2 separate regions of the Homo sapiens genome follow, and region 1 is linked to region 2. Evidence: chromatin contacts called from ENCODE Hi-C or POLR2A ChIA-PET data. All regions are on one chromosome and are shown on one strand. Each heading gives the region's core, a stretch centred on a gene start or an enhancer-like site at or near the end of the contact. The rest is flanking DNA. Distances are from core to core; before and after follow the strand shown.

What was found. A loop is a pair of places that touch in the nucleus more often than their neighbours do. ChIA-PET counts read pairs that join two places held with the same protein, here RNA polymerase II (POLR2A). Pooled maps may share reads with other maps.
Region 1: a loop to region 2 is called in a map of left cardiac atrium, with 11 times the contacts of the local background. The contact joins two enhancer-like sites. A Hi-C loop is called at or near these places in 52 of 168 maps with a recorded cell type or tissue (A673, Calu3, HAP-1 and 28 more), 10 of 37 single-sample maps with no recorded cell type and 43 of 50 pooled maps. POLR2A ChIA-PET finds 5 or more read pairs at or near these places in 2 of 52 experiments (WTC11 and activated T-cell).

The regions. Positions count from the first base shown.
Region 1 is chr9:70,227,522-70,232,792 of GRCh38, forward strand. SMC5-DT (SMC5 divergent transcript) reads right to left here. Exons shown (of 4, transcript NR_039990.1): 3 at 1,693-1,868. Among named protein-coding and RNA genes, the nearest start is that of SMC5-DT, 29 kb to the right of the region's middle. Within about 2 kb of position 1,707, at least 6 of the 41 ENCODE cell types and tissues checked have a DNase peak (open chromatin) inside an H3K27ac peak, as active enhancers do.
Region 2 is chr9:69,973,020-69,978,476 of GRCh38, forward strand. No RefSeq gene overlaps it. Among named protein-coding and RNA genes, the nearest start is that of MAMDC2, 68 kb to the right of the region's middle. Within about 2 kb of position 3,377, at least 5 of the 41 ENCODE cell types and tissues checked have a DNase peak (open chromatin) inside an H3K27ac peak, as active enhancers do.

The DNA of each region.
Region 1 (5,271 bases), core at 457-2,956, 250 kb after region 2:
ACTTTAGCCAAAAGTCCATTGTTTTCTTGAAGTTGGGAGGGTTTCCCACTCAAGAGTGTCCAAACTCATAAATTAATCTATTAAGAGCATTATCTTTCTGAATGCAAAGAAAACAAAAAATTCTCAGCTACACAAAATAAATATTCTGAAGTTTATGGAGAAAATAAAATTTTATAATAAAACAAAATTTTGCAAATGAAATTCTTTCTATTTATGATTAACTGCCTATAGTGGAGGAAATCCCTAAACAGAGCTGAAACATTGGGGAAGGAAGATTTCAAGATGTTGACCTATTCAGCTGCGTACTAGGCTAGGCATCATAATTCCTCCAAAGCATTATTCCTGTCCAGAGCTATCAATAAGAAGTGATATTGCCATTGATGATGTTAAATTTCAGGCAGGACCCTGTGGAGGTAATATTTTTTCCCAATCATATAAGCTTGACTGAAAACGGACTTTGCGATACTGTCTCAAACTACAAGAATACAAATTAAATATTTTTCTATAATAAAAATACTGTTATTTGCTGAATTACTGTATTTGCTGAATTAAGGAGTGAAGATTGCATATTCAGGACTCAACACAGTATCTGGTACCTAGTAAGGGGGTTATAATATGTGGTGAGTGAATAAAGTCATTCACCAGCCTCCTTGCTGGTAACATAAATCCATAGTAATAATCACAGCTAACATTTGTTGAATACTATTTTCAGACATTGTTCAAAGAGTCTGTTTCGCTGACACAGCTGTGTTTTTATCCTTACAAGGTCACCTCCTGAACGTGCCAGCTCTCCTACCAGCTCCATCCTCAATGTCAATTTACACTCTAGGCAAAGATTCCAAGTTTCCCTCTTTCAACAGGATTTATTGGCTACCAAAATTGCCTCTAAGGTTGCTAAACTGGGAATCCTACTAGGGATGCCAACTTTGGAAATTGGGGGAAAAGAGGGTGGGGGTTGGGGTACTGGATATTGGCTTAGAGCAGAAAAGGAGGTAATTCTTACCAGTTGTTGCTAAGAAACAACCTGAAGTTAATCTAAGAGAAAAAAAGGAGGTGGAAAGTGAGCTGCTTAACTCCCCTTCCCTCATTTATGCTTCTTCGACAAAATTCGATTGTTTGATGCTTCTTTTCCCTTTCCAAGTTGCCTTTGGCATTCATTTCAACTATATTTCACCTTCATTTTAACTATATTTCACATGGATGAATACATGGAAGGACAGTAAGCACATTATAGGTTTCTCAGGTTTAGAAATGCCCAGGGAGAAGAAATGCTAGCTAACAGATACTGCTTAACAATTTAAGCCCAGTGTTGGCTTTTATTGCAATTCTCAGCAGCACCTAAACACACAAGTGCTTCAAATAGAAATTGCTTTCTCACACAGATTGCCTTCTCTCCTATAATTTCCTGTCTAGGATGGAGATTATTTGTGTATAGAAGGGAGTGAAGGACTGAATACTGAGAAAATAGTGCCTGTGATGCAAGGTCTGGTTTAATATGGAGGAAGAAAAGGTTCAACAAAGATTTCTTGAGAAATCTATGCTCCAGGCATTGTACGGAGCATGGAGGTTACAAAAATGCTCACAGATTAGTGAGGGAGAGAGAGAGAAACCAGTCAACACAGTTCGGAGTGCTAAGTACAAAACGGCCATATGCCCAGGGTGCTATGGGAGGGCCTCTTGGGGGAATCTGACCTGGCAGGGCAGAGGCAGCCTCCTGGCTGCAGTCTAGGGAGAGCAGTGGAAAGCAGCAGTGCCCACTCGCACAGTGTCCCTGATGCCTTCATGTCTTCTCTCACACTCTGAGGGCTAAGACCTGGGCTCTGTGACTTCTTGGTCTCATGCCAGGGACTTGTGTGATTTAACCAGAACTGGAAAAAAAAAAAAAAAAAACCCTGAGTTTTTGTAACTAATAATTCTAATGACACTGCATTTTCAACATATGGATTACTATAAAGAGGTAATATGGCACAGTGATTAAGGACCCTGTTTCTGGATTTATGCTGTCTGTTTAAATCTCGGGTCTGCCACTTACAAGCTACGTGACTGAAGGCAAGTCATTTACACCCTCTCTGACTCCTTTTCTTAGTCTGCAAAATGGGGCAAAGACTTATTCCTGCTTCTTAGGTTGCTGCAAAGATTAAACGAGAATAATATGAGCACCTACAACAGTCTCAGACACACAGAAGCCATTCCAGTTTATAAGGTTTCAGTGAAATTTCAGATAAATATGGTGATTTTTATGTATTCTTTTTCTACGAAGGAATTGTGAGTTTACAGCGCCATCTTAAGGATAAAGCAAACATATAATCTTGTCATTTTATCATCTTTTTCTTTATTACTCACAGTACAACTCATTTTGACTAGTAGCTGGGTAATGCTTTCCCCTGTGTTCTTCCCACTCCACTTGCCCCTAGCAAAATCCCACTTGCCCCTAGCAAAATCCCACTTGCCCCTAGCAAAATGTACCATTGCTAAAGCTAACTTCTTGTTTATCTCCTCAAGAATGCTCACTTACTCAGTTTTGTACCCCCACTGCCTAGCATACTCAACAAAGATTTCTGGATTAAATAAACAAATGCTTAGTAAAAGCATTTCGTTTAGTACAAACATGCATGTAGGTTTCAAAAATCACAAGGAATATAATGGTGCTCTTTGATCCATCACAATTTCACTGGTCATTTTAATATATTTGTCTGGACATTACTCTCCCCAGATAATCCCAGCCTCTAACATTTCATAAACGAACCAGGCTGCACCGTGAATACTTGTATATTTAAAAATACACGGTGAATTCGAACCCAAATCAAAAACCCCACTGACTATTAAAAAAATATGGCAAGAAAGGGTGGGGGGAAATGGAAAACAGATACATAAAGGCAGGTGAGTGAAACATCACAATGTATACCTATTGATATCATATAAACATATTGCTTATTCAAAAAATTAACAAACATGGCAAGATTTATATGCTTAAGAACATGAAGGTATTCTATGTGGCAAAATAAATTATCTAAACGCTGCCCCATTCCCCTATATACATGTGTACACATACACACACAAGACAAAACATTTAAAAATTCTTGGTGAAATTTGACGACCTTTATTGTAAATGAATACCTAAGCTGGTAGGAAAGTAAGGGAAATGTCCAGACACCCTCTGCAACCCCTCCTCTGCTTTGAAAAAGAGAACTGAAAAGCAGAGATATAAGTACATAAGCTGACGCTATAGCTACCTGGAGGGAGGTTGTCAGTCTTGGTAACCTGGGGGCTTAGGCTCTTAAGCCATAAAGGGATCAGAAAAGAGCCTGCCAAGGGTGGGGAGGATAGAACAGAGACTTCACAAATAAGCCCAAGACTCTTGAAGAGCTACATTTTTACTAAAAGGGTAAATCCAGACAATAAAATAAAAATAGAAATCTTCCTTCAGCACAGGGAGATTGGTAGGATGCCAACTCTTCTCCATTTAGACTGTGGTATGGGGGATAGGAGTTCTTCCTTGAGAATTCCTAGTTATATTACACAAATTTAGAGTGCAAAATTACCCTGACCTCATGATCTGGGAATCCACAAGCTCAAAGTTTAATGTGAGAATATGTCCCTGGCCAGTGATATTCTTGGGGCACCTGGTTGAAATTAATATAAAATTCTTTAGGGGACTGTGCACTCAACCTAGGCTGTGCAGAGTTCACACATATAAAACTGCACTAAAGAAAGCTCACAATCCAAAACTACAGAACGTTTTGTGAAAGAATCCACTAACAGCAAAAATCAGCTGCTAAGAAACAGAAGAATTATATACCCAAGACTTCATAAGATGAAAATTGTTTGTAGACACTTTAAGTATTTTTTAAAATGATTAGAAAAAGATATAACGAAGCCAATACTCTATGAAAATGCAGATAGTTTTTGTTTTCATTTTTGTTTTTGTTTTGAGAGAGAGTCTTACTATGTTGCCCAGACTGGAGTACAGTGGCTATCCATAGGCACAATCATGGTGCACTATAGCCTGAAACTCTGGGCTTAAGTGATCCTCCTACCTCAGCCTTTCAAATAGCGGGGACTATAGGCACATGGCACTGCACCCAGCAAAAAGCAGGTAGATTTTTTAAAAACCGAATAGAACTTCTGCATATAATAAATAATAGTCATAAAATTAAAAATTCAGTGTGAAAGACAAACAAGCAATTAGCCATATCTAATAGAAAGAGAATGATGAACTGGAATACAAGGTAATAAAGCTGAGTACAGCACAGAGAGATAAAGAAATGGAAAACATGAAAAAGAATAGGAATGAGAGTCAATGTATTGAAATCAGTGACAGAAAAAGAGAATGGGGGAGAGGTAATGCTCAAAGGGAGAATATTTGAGACTGTTTCAGAATTGATTATAGACAAAAATGTTCAAAATCATGAAGTTCAGTAAATTCTGAGCAATATAAATAAAAATAAATCTATACCTAAATACTTTATGAAATTATGGAACACCAAAATCAAAGAGAAAAATGCAACCAAAATGAAAAGACAGATGAACTACAAATGAATGAAAATTAAACAAAATCTAACCCGTCAATAATGAAGCAAGTGAGAAGACAGGGAAATAAAAACCTTAAAATGTTAAGAGGAAATAATATTCAACCAGAATGAGGACGAAATAATGTCATTTTCAGATAAGAAAGAAATCATGGTATTTTTGCTGGCAAGATGGCCAAATAGGAACAGCTCCGGTCTGCAGCTCCCACTGAGATCGATGCAGAAGGTGGGTGATTTCTGCATTTCCAGCTTAGGTACCTGAGTCATCTCATTGGGACTGGTTGGACAGTGGGTGCAGTCAAAGTTGGGGGAACAGAAGCAGGGTGGGGCATCACCTCACCGGGAAAGTGCAAGGGGTTGGGGAACTGCCTCTCCTAGCCAAGTAAAGCCATTAGGGACTGTACCATGCACTCAGGCCCAGATACTGCACTTTTCCCACGTTCTTCACAACCTGCAGACCAGGAGATTCCCTCCAGTACCTACACCCTGTACCACCAGGGCCCTGAGTTTACAGCACAAAACTGGGTGGCCATTTGGCAGACACCAAGCTAGTCACAGGAGTTTTTTTTTCATACCCCAGTGGTGCCTGGAATGCCAGTGAGACACTCCCCTGGAAAGGGGACTGAAGCCAGGGAGCCAAGTGGTCTGGCTCAGCAGGTCCCACCCCCACGGAGCCCAGCAAGCTGAGATCCAATAGCTTGAAATTCTTGCACCACCACAGCAGTATAATCTCGACCTGGGA
Region 2 (5,457 bases), core at 2,127-4,626:
GTTCATATATAAAAGTTCCCAGCAGCATTGTTCACAGCAGCCAAAAGACAGGGTTAACAACTCAGATGCCCACTGACTGATGACTGGATAAGCAGAGTGAAGTGAATCTATACAAGGGTTTTGGGCATAAACCTAGGAGTGGGATTGCTGGGTCATATGATATTCTATGTTTGACTTTTTGAAGAACTGCTAAACTATTTCTGGAAACTAACTTTTACCTGCTTCTTCTACTGCTTGAGGTACTGGATGGATGATAAAGAATATGAAATCAGCAGTCAATATTTGTGGCCATGTACTCTACAGTTTCACAGAGCTGTTTTCTTTCTTTTTTCCTTTTTCTTTTCTTTTTTTTTTTTTTTGGTACAGAGTTTCGCTCTTGTTTCCCAGGCTGGAGTGCAATGGTGCAATCTCGGCTCACTGTAACCTCCACCTCCCAGGTTCAAGTGATTCTCCTGCCTCAGCCTCCCTAGTAGCTGGGATTACAGGCATCTGCCACCACGCCTGGCTAATTTTTTGTATTTTTAGTAGAGTTGGGGTTTCACCATGTTGGCCAGGCTAGTCTCGAACTCCTGACCTCAGGTGATCCACCCACCTCGGCCTCCCAAAGTGCTGGGATTATAGGCACGAGCCCCTGTGCTGGGACACAGAGCTGTTTTTATCAGATAAGCTTTTACTGAGCGCTTACTGTGTGCCAGGTACTCTCCTAGGACCCAAGGACAAAAAGATTAGTAAGACAGTCCCTGTCTCTTCAGGACTTATAGTCCCAGGGTGGGGTATGGAACTGGACTGATTTAAATGGACAGAGAAGTGCGAGAGGCAGGGAGGTGGTTTATGCCTGGAGAGACTTCTACTCTAGTGGGGAGAGAGACTGAAATACACCCCCCACCGCCGACCTCCGACACACCCCAAACACAGGAATCATGTTGAAACAAGGATGGATTTTGATATAAATGAGGGTTTTTTGTTGTCGTTGTTGTTGTCTTTTGAGGCAGAGTTTCACTCTTGTTGCCCAGGCTGGAGTGCAATGGCGTGATCTCAGCTCACTCCAACCTCTGCCTCCCGGGTTCAAGCGATTCTCCTGCCTCAGCCTCCTGAGTAGCTGGGATTACAGGTGCCCACCACCACACCTAGCTAGTTTTTGTATTTTTAGTAGAGACGGGGTCTCTATTTGAGACCCCGAGGTCAGGCTTGTCTCGAACTCCTGACCTTAGGCGAGCCACCCACCTCGGCCTCCCAAAGTGCTGGGATTACAGGCGTGAGCCACCACACCCGGCAAATCATGGGTCTTAAGCCAAGTTTTGTTTGATGTAAAAAGAGGTGAGAATTCCAAAGATGAAGAGGCCCTCATTGTGTGGAGAGACAGATGCTGGGCTACAGCTCAGGGCACTGCAGTGTTCATGCCAGCTTGACCACTAGCTGACTGTGTGAGTATCTGTATTTCTCTGGGCCTCAGTTTCACCGATTTCAAAGGTAGAGAAGTGGTGTAGATAATCTCTGTGGCCCTTTGAGGTTTGTACAAGTTGCTTTTCCTACCATGGAGTAACATGGAATTGGGAGGGAAGAGAACCATAAAGCTTCTTCAGATGTTTTATAGGCTTTTTCTTGTGGAGGTTGTAGGACTGAAGGGATGTTCATGTACGTGGCTGGGGCAGGGGAAGGGGGATGAAACTTCACATATACCATCAACATTTGACTAAATGATCCAGTTTCTGCCACCCACTGCCCAGGTATGACATGTTTGTGCCTAAGACTGAGACAGAGGCCATGGAAACAAGGGCGTAGGGGGATCATATTAGGGAAATACAGCATTTGGAGAGAATAATTCATCATACTTATTGTAGTGTTCATAGAGGCAAAGCAGGGAGCAGAAGATGAACATGTCCTTAAGTGGCTGGAGCTCAGAGCCGACTCTGATCACAGGGTGTTGCCTCCACCTTTCCACTCCTTCAGTTTTGCCAGACTCACCTTCTCTCCCTGCATCACCTCTCAGCGTCCAGTCATTCTTTATTCTCTTAGTCTTTCAGTCCTTTTCTGACTCACCTAACATCCTATCAATTCTGAACACCAAGCCAGTCATGGCCCTGCTCCCACCAGCCCGCAAATGGGTGGCCTCTTGGCCTTCCCACCCTGTCTTTCACATCAGTGAGAACTCATCGGATTCCTCCATCCCTGACGTAGGTTACCTCATCCTTCTTTTTTGAACCCTATTTCTTGGAAAATTCTGTGTCTTCTTTTTATCTCAGCCCAAATCCCTGTAGTCATGGCTAGTTCCTGACACCTGCTCCTTTAACAATCCTGTATATCTTGCAACTTTGTCTCTCTTTATTGACATTTTCCAAATGATACATTTTCCCAAGTCTCTTTTTATTAAAAATAAAACAAACAAAAATGACTTTTTTTGGCTTGGGTTTAATAAACAGAGTAATGGTAATTTTAAAAAATGAATAAATTTAGTATTTTAACCCAGTCTCATGGTTGTTGTTGCAACTTGGTGAAACAGAACTTTGGATCTGGTTATGGAATGGAAGGACATATTTTGAATAGGAACCCCAACTCATATGGGCTTCATATTAAGAGGAACTGAAAATCCAAAGGAAGGCCGGCCAAAGGGAACCCTTGGTTTTATAGCTCAATGATGTTATCAAGAACCTGATTGCTTTCATTTTTTTGTTTCCCCTTCCATGGTGTCGACTTCATCTAAAACGAAATTTTCTTGTGGTCCTAAGATGGCTACAAGCAGCTCTATGGGCTTCCTGTTCTCCTCAGAGGCAAGAGAAGCTCCCTCCCAACATCCCCAGCAGGAGTCCTGAGGTTTTCTCTAAGTAGTCTGACTGAAGTTATGCGCTCACTGCTGAACTAATCACTGTGGTTATGGAGCAAATGTCATGGTTGCCATAATCTCGGCCACATGCTCTACTGCCAGAGCTGGAGTGCAGTTTAGGTCCCTGAAACTACATGGTTCCCCTAAACTAAGTCAGAGGGTTTGTCCTTTACTCATGTACTTCCAGGACCTGAAGGTTGGTTTGGACCCCACTTACTGACACATCTCTAGATCCATGTCTAGCTGGTGCTCTAAGCTTTCTCAGCCCCAGCCCTCCCACTCAACTTGAACACTAGATATTAACAAAGTGCCAGGTGGAAAACTCCAGAATTGTGCATGGCAGCATGTGTGCAGAGATGAAAAGACACAGAGAAGTGAGGAGGGGTGAGGACTGTTTGGTCCTATAATAGTGATGCGGTGATATCATGACTTTAAACTCTCCAAACATCTGCTGGGAGGCTCCTACTGCTAAAAGTGGAACAGCTGATTAGAGGACAAAGGGAATCGAGCTTCCACTTAATTCTGACCAAAAGGAAAGGCCAGTTGGTGAAACAGAAGGTATGGGAAGCATGGGAGGAAATGACTGATTCACCTTGGAATTTGTAATAGCAGAGAAACGGACAAATGGGCATGTTCAGACACATCCATTGGATTTTTTTTTTTTTTTTTTTAGTCTAAGAAAGGCGAAGTGAGCCCATAGTCAGTTTCTAAAAGGGACTATCACTTAAGAAGGATAAGTAGCTTTAGAAAAGAAATGCCTACTCTGTAATCTTGGGTTATTCTAATGAGAAGTTCACTGAGGAAACATTAAAGAAACTGAGTGTGTTTAGGGTACAACCAAACCCAGATTTAGAAGGAACAGAAACAGCCGGCTTGATGGCTCATGCCTGTAATCCCAGCACTTTGGGAGAATGAGGCGGGAGGACCACCTGAGGTCAGGAGTTAGAGACCAGCCTGACCAACATGGAGAAACCCTGTCTCTACTAAAAATACAAAATTAGCCAGGCGTGGTGGTGCATGCCTGTAATCCCAGCTACTCGGGAGGCTGAGGCAGGAGAATCGCTTGAATCCAGGAGGCAGAGGTTGCGGTGAGCCGAGATCATGCCACCGCACTCCAGCCTGGGCAACAAGAGCAAAACTCCGTCTCAAAAAAAAAAAAAAAAAGAAAAAAGAAAAAAGAAAAAAGAAAAAATTAAAGAAAGAACAGAAACAGAATCTGGGAGGAAAGCCACACGTAGTGAAGGCTGAGTGTAACATGTGTCATTCATGGCTGAGTGACACAAATCTGTGCAGACGCAGCATCCCAAAGGCTAATTGTAGATAAGTTGACACTTGTATCTTTTGTAGAGATGAGGTTTCGCCATGTTGCCCAGGCTGGTCTCAAATTCCTGGGCTCAAGTGGAAAATGATTGCAAAGAGGGAAGGCACCCAAGATGGAGCTGGGCACCTTCTAATTTTAGAAGGGGTGTTATAGTAAGCACAAACTTAGTATTAAATTGCCAGTAAAATTTTTGATTAGATTACTAAACAAGTGGGTGGTTTTCAAGCACTTAGAAAAGTAGATAATCACCAGAAACACGTGTAGATAAACCAAGAATTATCTCCAAATAAGGTGACTTGGGTTTAAAGTCATTAGGCTTATTATCAGGAATATATCTGTATCCTGCAAATAAAAAATTTAACAAATCTTTAAATAAAACATCCTATGATAATTATGCAGGCAAGATAAACAAACATAGGCTGGATCATCAACAATTTATATGGCTGTTGATTTAATGCATCACAGCCATTTTGAGAAAAAAGTAGTCTTCCCTGCTATCTTTGGCAAAATACTATTAAGATACTTTTAATTAAACAACATAGATGGCTAGGTAAATAATATCTTTATTAGATTTGTGGATAAGACCATGTTATTATGTGAGTAAAATGAATTAGTATTTTAAAGATCTTCCCAGGTTGGAGAAAAATGGACAGAAGCTAGTAAGGTAAAGTTGAAAAGGGACTTATGCAAAGTTTGGCATTAGGTTAAAATAAAATTGCAACAGTACTGTATAGCAGCATAGAATGACAGGAATTCTGATTTCGGAACAAAACTATACTTGGCAATTTTAGTTGATGATGAATGGCATTTGAATTAGGAAGAGTGTAGTCTAACTACAATTTAACCTTGGGTTGCATTTTTGGAAGCCAGGCCTTCAGATCTGCCCTGGTCCGCCTGCTGCTGGAGTTGATGCCCAGTTTTGTTCAGTACACAACATGGTGTAATCTGACGGGTGCTGGAAGCCATATCTGCGATTATGGGTCCAGGAGATATAAACACGCAGGATGTCTTCCAGGGCCAATGAACAGACCTACTGGTGAGAAGAGAGGGCTCTTATTGGAGAATATGTGAGAAAACCATATTGGCAGGATGGGCAGAGGCAGATGGTAAGGCTAGGCTCTTGAATTCCCAGTCTAAAGATTGTGAGCCTTACCTCTTAGACAACACAGAGGTTCCAAGCACTCATAAGTGGGATGAGAGAGTGGATGAGAGTTGTACTTTGGAGGATAGATCTGAGATTTTAAATGTTATGGAGGCAATGCAATGGAAAGTCGTGGACTGGGTGGATAAGTGTTTAGGATCTGAAACCAGGACT